Regions from separate parts of the Homo sapiens genome. Here region 2 is linked to region 1. A link is a loop called in an ENCODE intact Hi-C map of the cell type or tissue named here. Cell type or tissue: PC-9. All regions are shown on one strand. Each heading gives the region's core, and the rest is flanking DNA. Links, peaks and the distances in the headings are about the cores only. Region 1 overlaps LOC107986163 (a long non-coding RNA gene). Region 2 has its middle 75 kb from the start of MAGEF1.

Region 1 (10,419 bases), core at 4,144-8,143:
ACTTGAGGTCAGGAGTTTGAGACTAGCCTGGACCAACATGGTGAAACCCCATCTCCACTAAAAATACAAAAGTTAGCCAGGCATGGTGGCATGCACCTGTAGTCCCAGCTACTGGGGAGGCTGAGGCAGGAGAATCACTTGAAGCCAGGAGGCAGAGGTTGCAGTGAGCCAAGATCAAGTCACTGCATTCCAGCCTGGGGGACAGAGTGAGACTCCATCTCAAAAAAAAATAATAAAAATAAAAATAAAAAAAATAATGAATGAAAGGGGAACTTTGGGGAGATGATTCAGTGACCACATTCTGGCTGGAATGAGGCAGGGCTCATGCAGGTGGGAATGTGTGCTGTGATCAGGTGAGACGGGGTGAAAGCAGCTGAGGATGTAGGCTGTGTCACCTAGTGGAGAGAGCACTGTGTGTCACCAGACAGACCCCACGTCATCGCAGCTCTACCTCTTACTAGCTATTTGGTTCTAGACAAGTTAGCTTTGGGGGACTTCAGTTCCCTCCTCTGTAAGATGAGACTGCTAGTACCTGCCTCACGGGGTTGTTGGTGACTATTAAATTAGGTGATAAATAGAAATCTGGCCTCTTAGTAAGTATTCAGCACATGAGGGCTATGGTTAATAAGAACATTAATCACAAGGAGAATCTAGGTGACCACTGGAAAGCATAAATGAGGACTTGGGAAATATTTTAGTTGATAACTGGGCAACTCTAATGTGTTGAGTATCTTTTGCGGGTATAGGAGAGGTTTGGACTGGAGCAGGGTGGGGAGTGGCTCCTCAAGAAGAAGGACCCCCAGGTCAGCTCAAGCAAGGGGATAAGGTTCAGCTGAGGAAGAAAGCACTTGCAGCCAGTGTCTAGGTTAAACATTTCCACCTTTACTTTCTCCAAGACGCGTCCCGGAAGGGCAGTCGGAAGGATGGCCTAGATCCCCAGAGCCAGCTTTGGGCTTGACCTGGCCAAACTCTGAGAGAAAGATCCTGGACCAAAAGTATAGTGTGAAAAGGAAATGGCTGCTCAATCACCATCTTTCTTTTTGTAGCCAGAACAAACTCTCAATAAACATGTTACCTTTGGCTTTTTAAAGTGGCAGTCCCATTGGAAGCAAAGGACTTACAAGACAAGGTCCTCGACAGGAACAAAAGAGTCACCCCCACCAACGCTCTTGCCAGAAATGAGCTGAAATTCTTGGAGAAGTCTCGGAGCCAAAATTCTCAGGGAGAAGTCCCAGAAGACTGCCCATCAGGCGAGGAAATGTAGGGAAAATGTAATGTGTAAAATGATGAGCTGGAGAACCATCAACGAGACTGCACTGAGCTATGTCTTAATGAGGCGAACTCCAAAGACGCTTTTCCTTTAATCTGGCATTTGAAACGAAACACTGCTAAGACGCCCCCACCTCACCCACCCCACCCTCATGCGTTGCCATGACTACTCAAGTTCTTAGACCATGAAAGAACAACCTCAGCATTTTCCTCTGCAACAAAAGAAAATTATTCCAGGTTTCTAGGTAAAGAACTCCAAGGAATGGGACCTGTTACTGGATAGCAGGTTCTTCAGAATTGCTAGGGATGAAATCTGAGCCTACAGGGACCACAGCTGTCTGAAAAGCCAGTGGAAGGAAACTGAGGGTGACAGGGCCCCCACTCTCACCCAAGCTCACACAGCCCATGCTCTGTCACCATGGCTGGTTCCCTCCCCTCAGCTGGACCTCATTTGCTCCTGCAATGAAGCAAGTTAAAAGAAAACACATCCCCTGTCCATATGGGAAGGGGCAGGGGGTGGGAGAGAGCAGGTCCCGGCTCAGTAGGTCCCAGGGTGGCAGCAAAAGGTGACTTCGCCTGCTCTCTAGTTTGGCGTGCTCTCGAGACAACCAAGGGAGGCCAACCTGTGGCATGGCTAGGAAGCCCCTCCAAGACCCCCTTGAAAGCCTGAGGTCCTGCTAATGAGGGCCAATCTAAGCTTTCTCCCAAATCCAGAAAGCAAAATCGAGGAAGCAACAGCTGGACAGGCAACCTGCTCCCTCACGCTCCCTCCTGAGCCTGAGCTTCAAGTGGAAACCCAGACACTGCTCTCGACGTCTCCCTTTCCTTCATCCTCCACATTCAATCCTTCATCGCCTTTTGAGACTACTTCCTAAACATTTCTCAAATCAATCCACCTCTTTCTCCATCGCCATTGTCTTGGTTCAGGCCTCACCATCTCTAGTCTGAAGTGTTCCTCCAGACCACGTCCACACTAGGGCGAGAGTGATCATTTCAGAACACAAATCTGATCAGGTCACCTCCTGCCAAAAATGCTTCAGTGGCTCCCATCGCCTTTGGGATAAATTTTCACATTCGTTAGAAAGACATGCAAGGCCTTTCATGATGGACGCCCCCATTCCTACTCACTCTACTCCAGACATAAAGAAAACATTTCCCCAACTTACACATTCTTGTGTAAGAATGGGGCCTTCACAAATTGTTCTCCTCTTCTTAGAAAGGCCTTCCCTGACCCAGCATGCTGGATATCTTCTGCTTACCACGCCAGATCCACTCTCCAGCCTGCTCTGTGCCCCAAAGTCTGCCCTGTATAGATCACATCAATCAGCTCCAGTGCCCTCTGGCTCCTGGTTGGGTTTGGCCAATGGGGACCACCAGCAAGAGTTTGGAAGACAGGAAAGAATGAGGTCAAGGCAATTGATTCCCTCCTTGTAAGGTTGCATCAGGCTGGCTGATTCCCTAGAGGGAAGCTGACCTGAATGACACGACTCTCCCTCTTTCCAGGGTACAGGCTGCCCCTCTCCCATGTCTTCTGGCCTAGGGGTGGAAACAGCTCTGCTGCCACTGACCCTGAGTTTCTGTACTATCTTGTGTTGTTCTCCCACACTCTGCCTAAACCTTTGCAAATAACCTCTTTGTGCATAAACCCTCATCAAATCATCCTAACTTAAGGGGGCCTGTTCCCTTTTAGGACCCTGACCAATGCACTCATCCTTTGCCTTTGCCAAATCATAGCCATTCCTTGGGACTACACTCAGGCATCCCCTCCTCCAGGAAAGCTTCCCTATTCACCCCAGGCTGGTTCAGCTGCCCTTCCCCGTGGGCTCCCAGAGCTTCTGTATGCTCCTGTTGCAGCTCTTCCCACACTACTGCAAAAGCCAGTCATTTGTACTAAATCTGAGTCTGCAGAGGGTGACTGAAGTTGAGTATCTTTTGTGGGTCTGAGGGGAAGGTTTGGAATGGGGTAGAGTGAGGAGTCTGGCTTCTGCTGAGGGATGGCCCCCCAAGTCACCTCCAGGAAGGGTATATGGTTTAGTTGAGGAAGAAAGCACCTGAGATCAGTGTGGGATGGGACAATGTGTCGTTGCTCATCCCTGCACCCCAGAATCTGGCACAAAGCAGGCCTTCAGAAAACATTTGCTGAGTGAAGGAAAGAAAAAGTTGTAGCTCAGAGTGAGACCCTGCCAGAGACCCACGGGGAAAAAGTGCAGCATCCCTTTGTGGTTGTCAGTTGTAGGAGCTGGTGTTCCTCAGACCAGGACACAGGGGGTCAGTCAGATCACAGACCAAAGGGCCAGAGGAAAGGCTGTTATTTGAAGAAGACCCCCGCCGGGAGCGGTGGCTCACACCTGTAATCCCAGCACTTTGGGAGGCCGAGGCAGGCGGATCATGAGGTCAGGAGATCGAGACCATCCTGGATAACACGGTGAAACCCCATCTCTACTAAAAATACAAAAAATTAGCCAGATGTGGTGGTGGGCACCTGTAGTCCCAGCTACTCGGGAGGCTGAGGCAGGAGAATGGCATGAACCCGGGAGGAGGAGCTTGCAGTGAGCCGAGATCGCACCACTGCACTCCAACCTGGGTGACAGAGCAAGACACTGTCTCAGAAAAAATAAAAAAATAAAAAATAATAAAAATAATACAATAAAAAAGACCCCCAACTCCAGGACATGAAAACCATGTCCGTGTGCATGGGGAGAGGGCAAGGGAGATGTGCTGATCGGTTTCAACAGCTGGGCTTCCTGAGGAAAAGGAGTGAACAGCCTCCCTCAGCCTGCGGGGACACAGTGGAAGTGTTCCTCCTTGTCCTTGAGCTGAGAGCCCTGCGAACCCCGGCATCAACCCCAGGGAAACTCACATAAGTTTGCTGAAATCAATTATTAAAAGCCCAGGGGCTCTTCCAAAGGACCCAGCAGTACTCTCCCCGATACGTTACCAAATCATTCATTCATTCTTTCAGCAAAATTTATGGGGATCTGCTCTTTGCAAAATTCTTCCCTTTTATTTATTCTGTTAAAATTCTATCCAAAAGGGAAAAGTCATTTTTTTCCTTCCAGTCAGTGTCCCCAGTGGACCCTGCAAGAAGCCTAGCAGGGGCCGGGCGCAGTGGCTCACGCCTGTAATCCCACCACTTCGGGAGGCCGAGGCGGGCGGATCACCCGAGGTCAGGAGTTCAAGACCAGGCTGGCCAACAGGGCGAAACCCCTTCTCTACTAAAAATACAAAAATTAGCCGGGTGTGGTGACGCGTGCCTGTAATCCCAGCTACTTAGGAGGCTGAGGTAGGAGAATCACTTGAACCTGGAAGGCAGAAGTTGCAGTGAGCCGAGATTGCGCCACTGTACTCCAGCCCGGGCAACAGAGTGAGAGTCCATCAAAAAAAAAAAAAAAAAAAAGGAAGGCTAACAGGGGCAGAGGGTGGGCTTCCAGGTAGAAAGGCCCTGCGGCACCTGGACAAATCATGGAAGATTGGGCAGACATGGTGGGTGGAAGGTGGAATAGTGAACTGGTATAGCAAGAGGGCTCTAGAGCTCTAGCTCCCCGCTTTTCTAGATATGTGGCCTTAGGCAAGTTACCTCATGTCTCTGTTACTCGGCTTCCTCCAATGCAGAATGGTGATCATAATAGGACCTAGTGAAATGAATTTGCTGTGAAAATGAGATAAAATCAAATATTCTCCATGAGGTCACCTAGAGCAGTGGGTCCCAAACCCTATCAGACCCAGTGCTCCCGTTTTTACATCAAATATTTTGTAAGTCCACCTTGACTATTCCGAAATGAAATTTATAGATGATACAACCCACCTATGCAGATATTTTTTAGAAAATCAATATACCACCCTAACTATAAGATAATGAACAAAAAGGAAAATAACTCAGAATAAACGAATACACATTGTGATCTAGAAATGCCTGGGCATAACTACACTAGAAGAGATAATGTAGTCAAAGGATTGCACTTATTTGTAATAAATGAGTTTGAATGTAAGAGAGGTAAAATAATATTTACTGGAACATTATGGGTACTTCTTTATATTTGGTGTTCTGAAACAAGACTAAATAAGTATTATACAGTCATACAGATATGTAGAATCATTACTCATTTATAAATGCAGATGAATAGAGGTGTGTTGTTTTGACAACTCAAATACTATGAACATATTACTGTTGGTATTGTGGTTTTCTGAAATGGTAAACAACTCCTGGGAAAGATAAAATACAGTGTTCTTTCCATTTATATGATGGTAGCATTCATTAAAAATTCAGTGAATATTAAAATTTTACCACAGGGCCGGGCGCGGTGGCTCACACCTATAATCCCAGCACTTTGGGAGGCCCAGTCGGGCGGATCACTTAAGGTCAGGAGTTCAAGGCCAGCCTGGCCAACATGGTGAAACAAAAATACAAAAAAATTAGCTGGGCGTGGTGGCAGGCATATGTAATCCCAGCTACTAGGGAGGCTGAGGCAGGAGAATGGCTTGAACCCAGCAGGTGGAGGTTGAGGTGACCAGAGATCATGCCACTGCACTCCAGCCTGGGCGACAGCGAGTCTCTGTCTCAAAAAATAAATAAATAAATAAACAAAATTGTACAAAAGTACTTTGTGTTTATATACAAATTAGAATTAGGTTCTAGGCTCAGACCAATATGAAGAGGTTTTCTACCTACATGAGTATCTGGTGGGGCATTCAAATGTCAGGAGACGTGCGGGAGAAATCTTCATCATACAAGACTGCCTTGCCTAGGGCAGGGAGTCTGGCTGCCCTCTGACTCCACCTCAGTAGTGCCCCCAACCAATGTAACAAACACCACACGTTTCTAAAGTGCCTCTAGGGGGCAGCACTATCCCCATTGACGATTAGTGGGCCAGAGTTTATGGGGTTATCCAATAGGTAGCCTACCAAGGAATGCAGGATGACAGGCATACAATCTCCAGAAATGCAGAGCAGACAGTCAGCGTTAGGGAACTCTATCAGCACTTCACATTCCGACTCTGCTGTTTTGCTGTGTTCTGCTACGTTTTTGTTTGGTAGGGGCCATAGGGCAAGGCCATTCCCCAGTGGACAGCGGATGAGATCTCTCCTGAAGAGAGTGAAGAAGAAATCAGCACCAAAACAGACAGAGCTGTCGCACAGACTTCCAAGTTAAAAAAAAAAAAAAAGTCTCTCCAAACTGATACACCCTTGTATTTTTCTTCCCTGGACGATTATTGGGAGCTCTTTGAAAAGAATATCATCAGCATTCTTTGCAAATAACCCTCAGTTTGCTCACCTCTTGCTCCACTGTGAACATCACAGAGTATTTCACAAGGTTGTAACATTTCGCCTCTCAACTGAATGTATCTAAAGAAAAGCCACTGTCTTTTGCGGATATAAAACCGCACTTCTAGCAAGACTGGTCAAGGCACTGGGGTGAGGTAGTAAGCTAGTGTTTGCCCACCCCATTCCTTCTTGATGCAGCCTTAATGATCAAAAAACCTCACTTGAATCTGAGGTTTATTTACCACCAAAAGGAGCAATCATTTCTAATCATCCCAGGAAGAGACAGATCCTCAAACAGAACTCTGGGATTCAGATGGTGGCACCAGACCCAAGGGGAACTCTCATTTCCTTCTCAGCTTCATTCTTTATTTAGTGGGTCCATCTGAACTTTCAAGAGCACAGCTGTCCCAGCTTCTGCCCCGAGGCCAGGGCTGGTGCCATGGCACTGACCACGCGGAGGCAGCCCCCACACTGGTGAAGGCAGGCCCTGAGCCCTCACAATCAAGTCGTATCTTGTAAACCAGATTTTATAGGCTCATGTTACTCTCTCTGTTTATTTCTGTTGTTCTCCCCAACCTGTGGTAAAGGCTGGTCTGAGGAATCCAGCCTGGTCTCAGCTACCCTGTGTGTGTTGAAGGGTGGGGATGATGGGTGAGAAATCTCAAGGGGAAATTCTAGTCACTCCTCTCCACACAGAGACTCTCCCTTTATTGCTAAGCTTGCAGGAATGGGCTTTAATTCATTAGAAAAGGTGGCGACTTTTCCTCCACAGGATCTGGTGGAGCCAGGGAGGCCCTAGTTTTAGATGAACCAGGTAAGACACCAGGAAGGGGTCTCAAGCCCATGGGCTAAGCCCCCTGGCAGGTTATTAGAATTTGAGAATAGCATGAAGGCTGACTTGGTAGCAAGGAGCTGTGATGTTGGTGCCCAATTTGTAGGCTGCAGGGAGCACATTTTGTATCTATTTGCCAGGAGACAAAGTGGGCCCACCAATAGTTGATGGGGGTAAGTGTACCTTTCAGAGATAGTGGCTCCGTCCACAGATAGAATGGATCCAGCAAAGTTGGGAACCAAGCAGGCTGGACACATGTCACCTACTGTATCAGTCCATTTTCACCCTGATAATAAAGACATACCTGAGACTGGGTAATGTATAAAGAAAAAGAGACTCACAGTTCCATATAGCTGGGGAGGCCTCACAGTCATGGCGGAAGGTAAAAGGCACATCTTACGTGGTGGCAGGCAAGAGAGAATGAGAGCCAAATGGAAGAGGAAACCCCTTATAAAAGCATCAGATCTCATGAGACTGATTCACTACCATGAGACCCGTATGGGGGAAACCTCCCCCATGATTCAGTTATCTCCCACTGGGTTCCTCCCACAACACATGGGAATTATGGGAGCCACAATTCAAGTTGAGATTTGGGTGGGGACACAGCCAAACTATATCACCTACATACGTTTTTGAGGACAGAGAAGGAGCCAAGAGAAAAAGAGAACAAATACGCAAATAAACAAAATAGAAATAAAAACTAAAGGTGTTTTCTCAAGATTTATTTCTCATTATCTTCCACTCTCCTCAGGAGTCAAAGTCAGCATGGTCCCAGGAAGCCCCTAGAGGCAGGGGAAGCTGCATCAGGACGGGGACTAAAACAGCTCCATCTTAAAGAGAAACTGACATCATCTCCGAAAGCCCTGAGGAACGTGCTCTTACACAGACCTGAGTGTTGGGGCCGCTCACTTTAGCAAGCACAGCAGCAGCCTAAACATCGCTGACACCTCCACCATCTGGCCTTTGGCTCCACAGAGCTGCTACCCCAACTTGGGGCACACTTTGGGAGAGAACCAGAGGGAAAAACCTCTCAGTAGTAAATGTGGATCTCACAAAGCCTGTGCGCGCGAGCAATGGTTCTCAGCCCTGCGTGCACTTTAGAATCACCCGCGGAGTTTTTAAACACCCCCATGCCTGGACCCCACCACCAGAGGTTCTGATTTAATTGATCTGGAGTAGGACCCAGGCATGGATATGTTTTCAAAGCTCCCCAGGTGATTCTAATGTACAGCCAGAGATGAGAACCACCACGTTATACAATAGGAGAGGCCCTCAGGCTCTCACTCAGATCCCAGTTACTCTTAATTTATATATACTTCGAACAATCCTGTTGTCTGGTTTTCTAGCTGTTATAAGATTAAAAGCAGTGCTTTTAGAAGGGGAGAGAAAGGCTGTTAATGAAAAGACACTAAAAGCAGCAAGACAGAACACATGGAAGTCTGATCACAGGGTAAAGATAGAAAACCTATAAAAAGCAAGCACAGCATCCAACCTCTCCCCACTCCAGCATATCCTATTTACAGTCAAGGCCTGAGGGCTCACTTGATGGGGAGGAGGGAGCATGATGGCTGCAGTGTGAAGGGCAAGTGATAAATATTGACTGTCCGTGATGTGAAAGGCGTGTGTAGACAGTTGCTACAAACGTTAGCTCATTTAATTCTCATTACAGCCCTGTAAGTATTATTATCCCATTTTATAGGTGAAGATACCAAGACACAGGGAGGATCCTTGGTTTGCTCAAAGTTGCACCAGCAGTGAGCTGCAAAGCTGGATTTGAATGTCAAATGTCAATCCGTTTGATTCAAAAGCTCACATCTGTTAGAAAGTGCCACATCTGCCTGTTAAGCTGATATTTCTGCCTGTTAAGCTGGTATTTCTAATGATGACCCAAAGTCTAGAGCTGCGTTACCTTCAGTGTCCAGCTGTTCAAGATGTTCACTTTAGGAATAGTTACACACACACACACACACACACACACACACACACACACACAAATACGTGCTTTTTAACAGTGATGAAAGAATTGAGTACCCATCTGGGAAATAAATAAATAAATAAATAATACACGTTATTTCCCAGCTCACGCCATTTGTCAAAATGAATACCAGATGGATAAAGAAGGAAATGAAATCATAAAGGTACTAGAAGAAAATATGAGTGAATATTTTATAATCTTAGGATGGGGAAGGACTTTCTAAACATGTCAACAAAAGTAGAAACCATAGAGGAAAAGATTAATAGATTTGACTACAAAAAAAATCAAAAACTTCTGTACATCAAAACCCACCATAAATTGAAACAATATTCAGCCTCACTAACATTCAAAGGAAAGAAAATTAAAACGGCAATAAGAGACCTTTTTTTGCTGATCAGATTGGCAATGATTAAAAAGAATTATCATACTGAAGAGCTGGCGCGGGTGGGGGAATTTGCACTCACTCACGGTTGGAGGGGGTGTAAACTGGTATAAAGGCATTTTGGCAATATGTATGAAAAAAGCCTAAGAAGGCACATATCTTTGACCCAGAAATTCCATGTATAAAAATGGAAAGGACAGGATTGATTCACTATACACACAAATGCATATGTGCAAGGATTTTATTCACTGATACACTGTTTGGAATATTGAAAAACCGGAAGCAACCTGAAAGTTTAACAAAAATAAATTAGTCAAATAAATTATGCTACACATAAAAAGCAATACTATATAGCTATCAAAAATGGTGCTGTATAGACAGACCGATGGAACAGACTAGAAAGCACAGAAACAGACCCAAGGAAATATGAGAATTTGGTCTTTGAAAAATATCAAATCAGTGAGACAAAGATAGATTTTTAAATAAATCGTATTTGGCTAACTGGAAAAAGATAGAAGCTGGATCAATATTTCTCACAGTACGCCAGGATAAATTTCAGCTGGACCAGAGATATAAATGTGGAAAATAAAACCATAAAATTGCCAGAATAATAATAGAACTCTTTTATAATCTTGGAGCAGTGAAGACCTTTCTGATTCAAAAATCAAGAAGTCATGAAATAAAAGACTGAAAAATACA
Region 2 (10,419 bases), core at 4,063-8,062, 91 kb after region 1:
CCCATTGGAGATCTACATCCCTGGAAATAGTTACAGCCTCTGCCAGGGTCCCGTGGCACATGCTCCCCAGCCAAGGCCAGGCTGCCTGGAGGTGGAGCACTGGGGGAAACAGCATGGAGTGTCCAGACCACCTGAGTGCAAATACCTACAGCTGCTTACAACTGGGCTTCAGTGTGTTCATCTACAAAACAGGATGATGGCAATAAAGAGCTGCAATGTATCACACATCTACCCTGTGCGTGATAGGGTACATCATCTTAGCTCCATCTCACAGATAAGCACCTTGATGCTGTGAAGGTTAGACTGTCCCAAATCTGCAGTAGTGAGCTGCAGGGCCAGGACCTGAAGTGGAGTCAGTGGAGGCCACTGCTCTGAACCATTTGTTTTCTGCACACAGCTCTTCATCATGGGGAAGTTGTAGAGATCAAATAAGATAAATACTCCAAGTTCTGGACATGATAGGTGCTCAGCATGCATTAGGTTTCTTCTTTCTAGATATCTAGCTCTAGAAACTGGAAGATTTAAAGACAGATTGAGAAAGAGAAAGAGATAGGGGGAGAGCCTCAAAGCACACTGAGGTTTCTTATTACTGTGATTAGCACTCATGCCTTGAACGATAGCCAGTCCTGAGATGCTTACAGTAAAATCTAACGTCACCTACAAAAACTGACCTTCACCTTTTAATGCCATGCCCAATTGTTATTGTGCTTTGCAGTGATTGGTTTTGGGTTGTGAGGAGGGCTCATAAGTGACTGTCATTTGCATACCCAGCATATGGCAGTGAGTTCAGCTTTTCTTTTACTACTTTGTTAGCCCCACAGCCAAGGCGGGTAGATCACGAGGTCAAGAGATCGAGACCATCCTGGCCAACATGGTGAAACCCTGTCTCTACTAAACATACAAAAATTAGCTGGGCGTGGTGGCCCGCACCTGTATTCCCAGCTACTCGGGAGGCTGAGGCAGCAGAATCGCTGAGGCAGCAGAACACTGTATTTCCCCAAATCATGGTTCTTGACCAGAAGATTCAGAACCACCAGAAGTTTCTACAAATTCAGAGGTCCTGACCCTTCCTCGCCCCCCTCATCTATCATATCAGAATCCCTGGGTGTTGCCTCTGTAATTTTGAAAGTTTCTCCAAGAGGCTTCATGGTATTCCCACTCCCCTCAACCTGCCCCTGGATCCACTGGTCTTCAATTTGCAGATCCTAGCCCTGGAGATCCAAGAATCAATTCGAATCCACCAACACTATGTTCAGAATGTGAGCTCCTTCCCAAAGGACCATGTCTTATTTGTACCCATGGCCCCTTCAGAGGCACTGACTTCAAGAATGAAGTCTTGTAGATACCATCACATAGAGGATGATGGTTAGTATCTCCAACCCCCAACTCCCCTTCATTAAAAAAATGAAGTCTTGGCTGGGCACGGTGGCTCACACCTGTAATCCCAGCACTTTGGGAGGCCGAGGCGGGCGGATCATGAGGTCAAGAGATTGAGACCATCCTGGCTAATATGGTGAAGCCCTGTCTCTACTAAAAATACAAAAATTAGCTGGATGTGGTGGCCCACGCCTGTAGTCCCAGCTAGTCGAGAGGCTGAGGCAGGAGAATCGCTTGAACCTGGGTGGCGGAGGTTGCAGTGAGCCGAGATCATGCCACTGCACTCCAGCCTGGGTGACAGAGCAAGACTCAGTCTCAAAAAAAAAAAAAAAAAAAAAAAAAAAAGAAGTCTTATAGAAAACACAGACTCTTAGCAACCAACTTTAAGATGGGTGAAAACAAATGCCAAATGGAAGGACCAAGAATCTAGCCAGCAAAGTAATTGACGTGGAGAAGGGAAGATCAGAAAGAAGGTGAGGCTCCCTTGATTGGGCCTTGAAGGCTGAGCAAGATTTTGATAGCAGGTGAAGGGAATCAGGTATTGCAGACGGGGTTCCAGATGCCATCAGGCCTCAGCCCATGCCTTAATATTCTTGAGGCTTTTATTGGCTTAATTTTCCATGTGCAAAATGAAGGGTAGAAAAGCTCCACATGTCCCAGGGAGATGGGGTAGGGGTGGAGGAGCCCAGCCTGCTGGGCCCAAAGTAGATGGTGTGGCTTGGCCCAGAGCAGCCCACACTTTCACTAACCCAAGCTGCGGTCAAGGCCTCTTTGTCCTGTGTCCATGGCCCATTTCTCAGAATACACTGGGGCCACAATACACAGAAGCCACAATCCACCCATGGGAATTCTGCCCAGTGATCTCTGGAGGAGAGAAGCAAATATTGGGGCTGTGGATACTCAAGGGTTAAATGGAGTCTTTCAGACTCAAAGAACAATGAAGGTCAAGAAGAGAGTGATCAGACGAGCTTGCTGGAGGTGGCACCTGGCCAGGCCGGACAGTCAGCATTCTTCCACCTCTCTCTGCCACCCAGTCCATGACTCTTCCTCTCCCACTCAAAACCAGACCTCCAGGTTCCCACCATCCAGCCACACACCCCTCACCCAACCTGGCTGGGATCACCCATCCACCCAGAGGTCACTCAACGTCTTTTGAGGACTTGGGCGCCTGGCTCAGGGTCTTCTTCTGTCTCCCACCTCCTGCTGTCAGTCTGGGGGACCTGAATGTCCACATGGACTTCCCAACACCCTCACCCTTGGCTCTCCTATCTCCCCTTCCCCAACGACCTTCTCTCCATTTCTGCCACCCACATATCACCTGAAACGTCTCCTGTGAAATCTTAAACTCCAGCACCCCCATCTTGGGCCACAACTTTTTCCTTCCTTTCCATAAAACCTGGTCTCCACTCGCAGAGATTCTCCAATTCTCCCGTTCTGTCTCACTCGTTCGAGCACCGGTGCTGCAGTGCCGGCTTTGGACAAGGCCTTCCGCCAGCGCATCTGCTCCTTCCTGGCTCTACTTTCTCCTCTCTTGACCTGCCTGTGATTGGCCACATCATTCATTTTCCCGACACCCTTGATTCCCACACCCCCTCACCCTGCCTTTCCCAGCCCTGGAGGACTCCAGTCATCTGCTTTGTCCATTGCAATTCCCAGGCTACTAGAAGGCATAGGAAAACCACTCAACCGTGCAAACTAGTGCCACTCCAGATTTATGGTCCCTGACTTCAGCCTGGCCCTTCAGCTCCTGGGCTGCTGGTGATCAGCTCCTGTTCTGAAACTTACCACCCTTTCAGGCTTCCGGCCTGTCCCCTCCGTCATGTGTAATTGACAGAGAAAATAGAGATTCTCAGAACTCCCTCAACTACCCTCTCCTCCTCTTCTTTGCTAACCACAGACCCAACCCCACCTCTTCCCAAGACCTAGTTTTCACTCACAGACCACCCAGCCCTGGTGCAACTTGCTCCTCCCTTAGCTGCTGCAGCACCACCCTCTCTTCTGGACCTTCTCTTATTTTCCATCATCCCTTCCCTCTCTCTCCCCTGCTTCTCCTCTGTCCACTGCCTCTATGTTGTGGTTCCTAGAGCTCCAATTCTTGTCTTGCCCTGCTCCTGCACCCCTGATATTCTCATCTAAACCCATGGCTTCTTGCTCTAGTAATTCTGATATCTGTGGCTCATGTCCAAGCTCCACATCCTGGTGAACTTGGATGTTCACCTGTGTATCCCTAGGCACCACCAAAGCAGCATGTCCCCAACTAGTCCTCTTAGCTCTTGCCTCAAACCTCCACCTCCGCAGTCTCTGGATGTTGAGTTAGAGCATCACCTTCCACCCAGCCGGCCAGCCAGAGACCTGGGAGTTGCCTCAGCTCCGTCCTGACCCCTCCCAACACCCCACACAACATCCTATGTATTCTGTCTCAGACATGGTTCCCAAATGCACCCTCTCTCTTCCGCCACACTGCTATGTTTCTTTCCTGCTGCATCATCTTTTGCAATAACCTCTAGTTGCTCCTTGCTTCTGACTATCTCTCACTTTTGTATTTAAGCCAAATTTCCTTCGATGGCCCACAGAGGCCTTCACATTCCAACACATCCAACCTCTCTCTGCTCACCTTCCCTGCCTCTCTCCCTGCCAGCCCCTAATCCAGCTGCCTCCTGGACAAGCTAGAACTGCTCTTAACCCCATGATCATCCATCTGCTGAACCCTCTGGATGGGATAACCTCTCTCCCGCTTCCTTGACTGGGAAACTATTCTTCCTCCAAGATCCACCTTCCCAGACACCCCAGCCCCTCAGGCAGAATTAACTGTGCTCTTCATTCTGTTTCTCTGTACTCAGTTTATCCAATCTACAGCTGTTGGATATTCACTGGTTCCAGTCTGGGGCCTTCATGAATAATGCCTGCCACGAACATTCTTGTACACGATTCACCTCTGGAGTACACATGTCTGAATTGACTGCTTAGATGCTGACCGGCTGCTTCTGAAGAGATATTTGAGAACTCCTGGTCCAGATCTTCACCAGCCCTTCGTTTTATCAGACTTTTACATTTTTGCTAATCTGGAGGGTATGTAGTAGAATCTTCTTGGGATTTTAATTTGCATTTCTTTGATTCCTGATAAGGTCACACACCTCATATATTTATAGCCATTTGGATTTTTCCATATTTATGCATTTGATCCAGTTTTTCCATTGAGTTGCCAATCTTCATACTCATTTGTGGGAGTTCTTTACACATTCTGGAGCTGAGCCCTTTGTCAGTTGCATGTGTTGCAAAACCTTTTCCTGCTCTGTGGCTTCCCTTTTACTCTCTTCATGTTGTCTTCTGAAGAACACAGCTTCTTCATTTTAATGCACCCACATTTGTCAATCTTTTTCTTTATGGTTAGTGTTATTTTTGTGTGTTGTTTAAGAAATCTTTCCCTACCCTGAGGTCACGGAGATTTTTTTTACATTGTCTTATAAAGGCTTTCTTGTTTTGCTTTTCAGATTTAGGTCCTTGCTCCACCTGCAACCCCACGGCACTTGGTACTTATTTCTGTAGCACTGCTAACTCCATCTGTTTATATGTCTGCCTCCTCCACTAAACAAAGACCTCCTTTAGGGCAAACTACAAATCTGTGTTTTAAATCTTTGTATTCAGAGGTCCTAACACAGTGCCCGGCACACAGTAGGCACTTTATCAATGCCCTTGAGTGCCTGGATTGCAGAACCGAGGTACAGCTGCTTCCAAACAGGAAGGCCCTCTCTTCTCAGGAGTCCCACTTTTGCTGACTCTTGCCCTCCCATCAAAAAGCACATGTGTATACTGAGTTCATGTGTGCTGAATGTATGGCACAAGTGTGTACTGAGTGCCTACTGTGTGTGGGTGCTGGGCACAGTTTTAGTGATGCAGAGCCAAAGATGGCGAAGTCTCAGCCTGTACAGTACTCATCACCTGGCACCTGCTTTCCTGACGCAGTTCAGAAACCCCCACACTGATCTGGAAAGCAGAGAGTCCTGGGTGCAAATCCCAGCTCTGCCTCCTGTCATCTGCACCACTCTGGGCAAGTCAATTCAGTATACTGGGTTTCAGCTTTCTACTTTGTCAAAAGGGAAAACAACAGATAACTTTGTGGGTTGTGGTGAGGACAGAGTGGAAGAATAAACATGAAATGCCAAGCGGGTGCTGGAGGCATGGTAAATGTCTAAAGATTGTTGAGTTGAGTAAATGATGGAATGGATGAGTCAGTGAATGAACTGGTTGGGAGGGGGGATGGGCAAGGAGAGCTAGAATTGGGAGGGGCAGTAGGCAGGAGGCAGGGGCTGCTGGGTTCTCCTGCAGGCCTTCCTTGTCATAGTAACTGCTGTCAGCAAATGTTTCCCAGACAGGAATCCCCTTCAGGGCTCCCTTCCCCAACCCACTGCATTTGTTGACTCAAAACCTCCCCACTGCCAATTTAGCCTGCAGTAAGGAAGCGGGGTGGGGAGGGGGAGAGAGGTGTAGGAGGGAGTAAAGCTGTGCAGAAAGGGGTCTTTGTCTGAGCACTGTGTGGCATTTCAGATTTCGGTGGAGGGGTTTTTGTTGCTTTTTTTTTTTTAACCTCCTAAAGAGTTGAGTGGGCTGCACTTGCAATAAGAGGTATCAGAATGAGACAGCAGGGAGGACTTCCAGTGGGCTCTCTGTATTGGACGGTGGAACAATGGAATGGACTGCCAAGGGCCTGGGGAGTCTCTCTGAGGCTTAGACACAGATGCAGGTGCGCTGTTCCCATGGAGGAACTCTGAGGGTCTCAGCCCTGTGCTCCCTCCACAGCTCCTCTCCTTGCTGAGGTGAGAGGTTCCATGTCCAGGAAGCTGTTTTTTTTTGTGTTTTTTTGTTTGTTTGTTTTTTGTTTTAAGGAACAGGGTCTCACTATGTTATCCAAGCTAGTCGTGAATTCCCGGGCTCAAGCGATCAGCCTCCTGAGCAGCTGGGACTACAGGCATGTGCCACGACACCCAGCTCCCAAGAAGCTGTTCTGAACCCAGTAGCCACTGGGCCATCCTGCTGCAAAGCTTAACTGGGGCCTCTTGCCACGTGCTGTTCTCTGGTTCCAGCTCCCTCTCCTGGGGCTCCTGTTGGGGCAGCCCTGGATCCTGGAGGGTTCACAGCTGGACCCAGGCTTTCCCCTGACCCCGCAGAGCCCTTCCACGCAGCCCTACTTCAGGCCTGCCCCATCAGCCTGCCCACCACCCCTGACTCACGTCAAGGAGAGGAGCCGACAGGCCCAGCCTCCCGCCACCCAACCCCAGGCCCTGAGCGTCAGGCCTGTGCCTTCTCCTCCCCGACACCCTCCCTCCACCTTTAGGTGGCTTCGTGCCTCCTCCACGCATGTGCGTGCCTGTGTTTATGGGCTTCTCTCGGGCTGCCCTGTGCCCTCATGTCTGTCTGTGTCTGTGTTTCTGTCCCTGCCTCTCTCTCCCCACGCTGCCTCACTCCTTTCTGTCCTCTCTGTCTGCCTTCCTTTTTGTCTTCTGGTCTGTGTGTCTCTCTCGGACCCTGTCTTTCTTTCCATCAGTCTGTTTCTTTGTGCGTGTCTCTAAGTCACTCTGTCTCTCAGTCTGTCTCTGAATCTGTCTGTCTCTCTTTCAGCGTATGTGTCTCTGTGCCCCCCTCTCCTCTTCTCTGTCTCTGTCCCTGTTGCCGTGTCTCTCTCTGTCCCTCTCACTCAGCGTCCCTGCCATGTCTCTCATGCTCTGGCTCTCCCTCTGAGCCTCTTTCTTCTGGGCACTCAGCAGGCCAGTGTCAGAGTCAGATCCTGGCCAGCCGCCAGACCACTTGCCCCGGTGGCCCGCACCTCTGGCATCACCTCTGGGAGCAGGTTTCCTCACAGCTGCCAGGCGAGAGCAGGCCTTGTGGCCCCCAGTCCTGCCCTGAGAGTGGAGTCCCAGGGGCCTACAACCTGCCTTCACTCAGCGCCTGCTAAGGGCTCCTTTCTTCCCGTCCCCTCCTCCTCCCTCTTCCCGACTTAAATTCAATGCCCTGCAGCCCCAGTCCCCAAAGTCGCTGAGTCCTGGCTGTGAGCCCAGTACCACTCAGAGCTCCACAGGGGCATGGCTGCAGGAACTCCACCCTGACACCCTCAGGAGCTCCCAGGCCAGCTGGGGTGGCCCCACACCCGCACGTAGAAAACAATGTGGACAGCACAGGGCAAAAGAGTCAGGGCCCAGTGTGGCCACAGACTGAAAATCCCAAAGGAAGGGAGACACGAGTCAACATCAGGGAGGTTAGATTCAAGCTGGACAGGACTGTGTCAAATGGAGATGGCCAGAGAGGACATACGCATGACAGGACCCTGCCTGGCACAGGCGTCGAGGATGGACTCATTAAGGGACCCTGAGCTGAAGGGTAGTGGTTTCAGGGCTGGAATTAAAGTTTGTACACACCCTTGAGAGTAAAAAGATTAAAAACGATTCTCATGGAGGTATGTGTGGGGAGGCAGAAGTTTTCAGAAGTGAAGATGATATCTAAATTGGATTCCAAATCCACTCAAGGTGAAGGAGAGGGAAAAGCTATTTCAGGCTAAAGAGCCAGCAGAGAGGAAGGGAAGGGCTCAGAGAGAGTGGTGGGAGGGACATGGGACAGAACGGGGGCCCTGGTGCGGCACCCCAGGGCTCTAGACTCTATCTGCAGCTGCCAGGGGAGCGTTTTGAGAAGGAGAGTGACACTATACGCTTTTATTTATTTTGGCTTTTTAATAAGTTACTGGCAGCTGTCTGGAGAAGGGATGGGCAGGAAGGGAGACTGAGGGTGGGAAGAGCAGCTAGCAGCTCCTGCAATAGTCCTGGCAAGAGCCGAAGAGGGGCCTGCTGGGGCTGGGTTCATGGGAGTGGGGACAAGAGGACACCTTCAGAGCACCTTCTGAGGCAGACCAGAAAGGGTGGGGCAAGGAAGAAGTGGGGGTTGTCTGAAGCTTCCGACTTCGGGACACCAGGGAGAAGGAGAGGTTTGGAGAAAAAGACCAAGCACCTTGGGGTTGAGATGTCCACGGGACTTCCTGGGGTGGAACTCCCTCCTTTCCACTCAGGGCAGCTGGACATAAGATATGGAGGCCTACAAGTGGCCCGGGTGGCAGAGAGAGGTCTAGGAGTTGGTGGTTCCTGAGGCCAAACAGAGGCTGAGCTTGGGGCCGGGCGAGGTGGCTCACACCTGTAATCCCAGCACTTTGGGAGGCCGAGGCGGGCGGATCACCTGAGGTCAGGAGTTTGAGACCAGTCTGGCCAACATGGTGAAAACCCGTCTCTACTAAAAATACAAAAATTAGCCAGGGGTGGTGGCGGGAGCCTGTAATCCCAGCTACTCAGGAGGCTGAGACCAGAGAATTGCTTGAACCCAGGAGGCGGAGCTTGCAGTGAGCCGAGATGGCGCCGCTGCACTCCAGCCTGGGCGACAGAGCAAGACTCTGTCTCAAAAAAAAAAAGAAGCTGAGCTTGGGTCTGATCTATTATGGCTGGTTCCAGCTCCAAAGCAAGAAAGGGGTACACAGTCACTCCAGAAAGCCCTGAGTCCACTTCCCCAGTGTCTTCTCACCCACAGCCCCACCTTCCCACACCCTACACACACACACACACACACACATATGCACACACGTGTGCACACAGAGAACCGGATCAGCAATGGCACCCAGTGTTTCAGGCCAACCAACAAGCATTTTCAAATGCAAATTCCCTCCTTCCACCCCCACTCGTTCCTCACACAACTGCTCTCTGAGCAGCTGGGGGCAGAGTCGGGGAAGGGGGGGATGAGGGGCAGCAAAAATAAATCCCATTTTCTGCTCCTTTTCAATGCTGGGCAGCAATCCCCTGCTGCCTCCCCTCCCTCTCCACAGATGGGGGATTAGACTGGCCTCAGGTTCGGCTCTGCCCGAGGGGAGGGTGACAGGCAGGGCAGGGGCTGAGCTGGGGAGGGGTGCAAGTGTTCAGTGACAGGGCTAAGAATAACAGCTTCCATCAGGCCTGACGCCCTCTCCCACTTGCCATGGCTCAAGTTGTTCCTGCGTGAGGGAGACAGACAGACAGATACAGGGCTGGGTGTATCTGTGCATGAGACAAAGACCAAAGCTGGGGGTGCAGTTGTAGGGGACAAGCTGGCAGGCAAATCGCATGGATGTGACTGGGAGAGGCTGGAGACAGAGTGACCGACCCATGTGACAGTGAGATGGCAAAGGAGGGAGAGCATGTTCCATGTGTTTGAGTGTGTGTGTGTCAGAGGCTGTGTGAAGGCCCTTGTGAGAGAGGCTGTTGATATGTGGAAGAAAAGGCCGCAGGCAGGAGCAGGTGGGCAAGGCTGGGTCTGAGCATGTGGGCATCCTCAGGGCATTTATGAGTGACCGAGATGGGGGCAGCAGGGGCGGCCTGGCAGCAGATCTTGCTCTGCTGGGGCTGGGAGGCCTCTGTGCAGGGCAGTCAGGTGGCGGCAGAGAGCGCCGGAATGCTGCCTTCTTCTGTCTGAAGGGCAAGTGGGGAGGGAAGGTGTGTGTGCACGTGGGTGTGTCTGAGGGTGTGGACTCAGTGAACAAGTGTGTGCTGCATATAAGGGTGTGTCTTGTATTCGTGTTAACTGTGTGTCTGTGTGAGAGTGTGTTAGGGTATGTCTCTCTTTGTACATGTGTGTACAGTTTATTTCTGAGTGTGTGTGCTTATGAGCATTTGTGAATGAATGTGTGTCTGTGTGTGAGTGTGTGTAGATAAATGGGCACATCTGTGGGTGAACATGCATGTGTATATATGAATGTGTATACATGAGTGTGTACATGTATGTGTATGTGTGTGTATGAGTGTGTGTATGAATGTGTGCATATGGCTGTGTGTGTCTGTGTGTATGTGTGCTTAAGAGTGTGTGTGGGGGCTGGGAGCGGTGGCTCACGCCTGTAATCCCAGCACTTAGGGAGACCAAGGCCGGTGGATCACTTGAGGTCAGAAGTTTGACACCTGCCTGGCCAACATGGAGAAACCCCATCTCTACTAAAAATACAAAATTAGCTGGGCGTGGTGGCACATGCCTGTAATCCCAGCTACT

Evidence for each region. Peaks named below come from ENCODE experiments on the same cell type or tissue, not always from the same donor. Only the 100,000 strongest peaks of a DNase experiment are listed, where the experiment ranks them.
Region 2: it touches region 1 in a loop (2.7-fold over the local background); 1 of 110 quality-filtered maps calls a loop at or near these places.

The regions. Positions count from the first base shown.
Region 1 is chr3:184,723,333-184,733,751 of GRCh38, reverse strand. The region is part of intron 2 of LOC107986163 (a long non-coding RNA gene); the gene reads right to left. Among named protein-coding and RNA genes, the nearest start is that of MAGEF1, 16 kb to the right of the region's middle. In PC-9, for the core only: CTCF peaks have their summits at 5,883 and 6,083 (motif pointing right); a DNase peak (open chromatin) is centred at 6,141.
Region 2 is chr3:184,632,186-184,642,604 of GRCh38, reverse strand. No RefSeq gene overlaps it. Among named protein-coding and RNA genes, the nearest start is that of MAGEF1, 75 kb to the left of the region's middle. In PC-9, for the core only: no CTCF peak of the experiment used is centred there; a DNase peak (open chromatin) is centred at 5,564.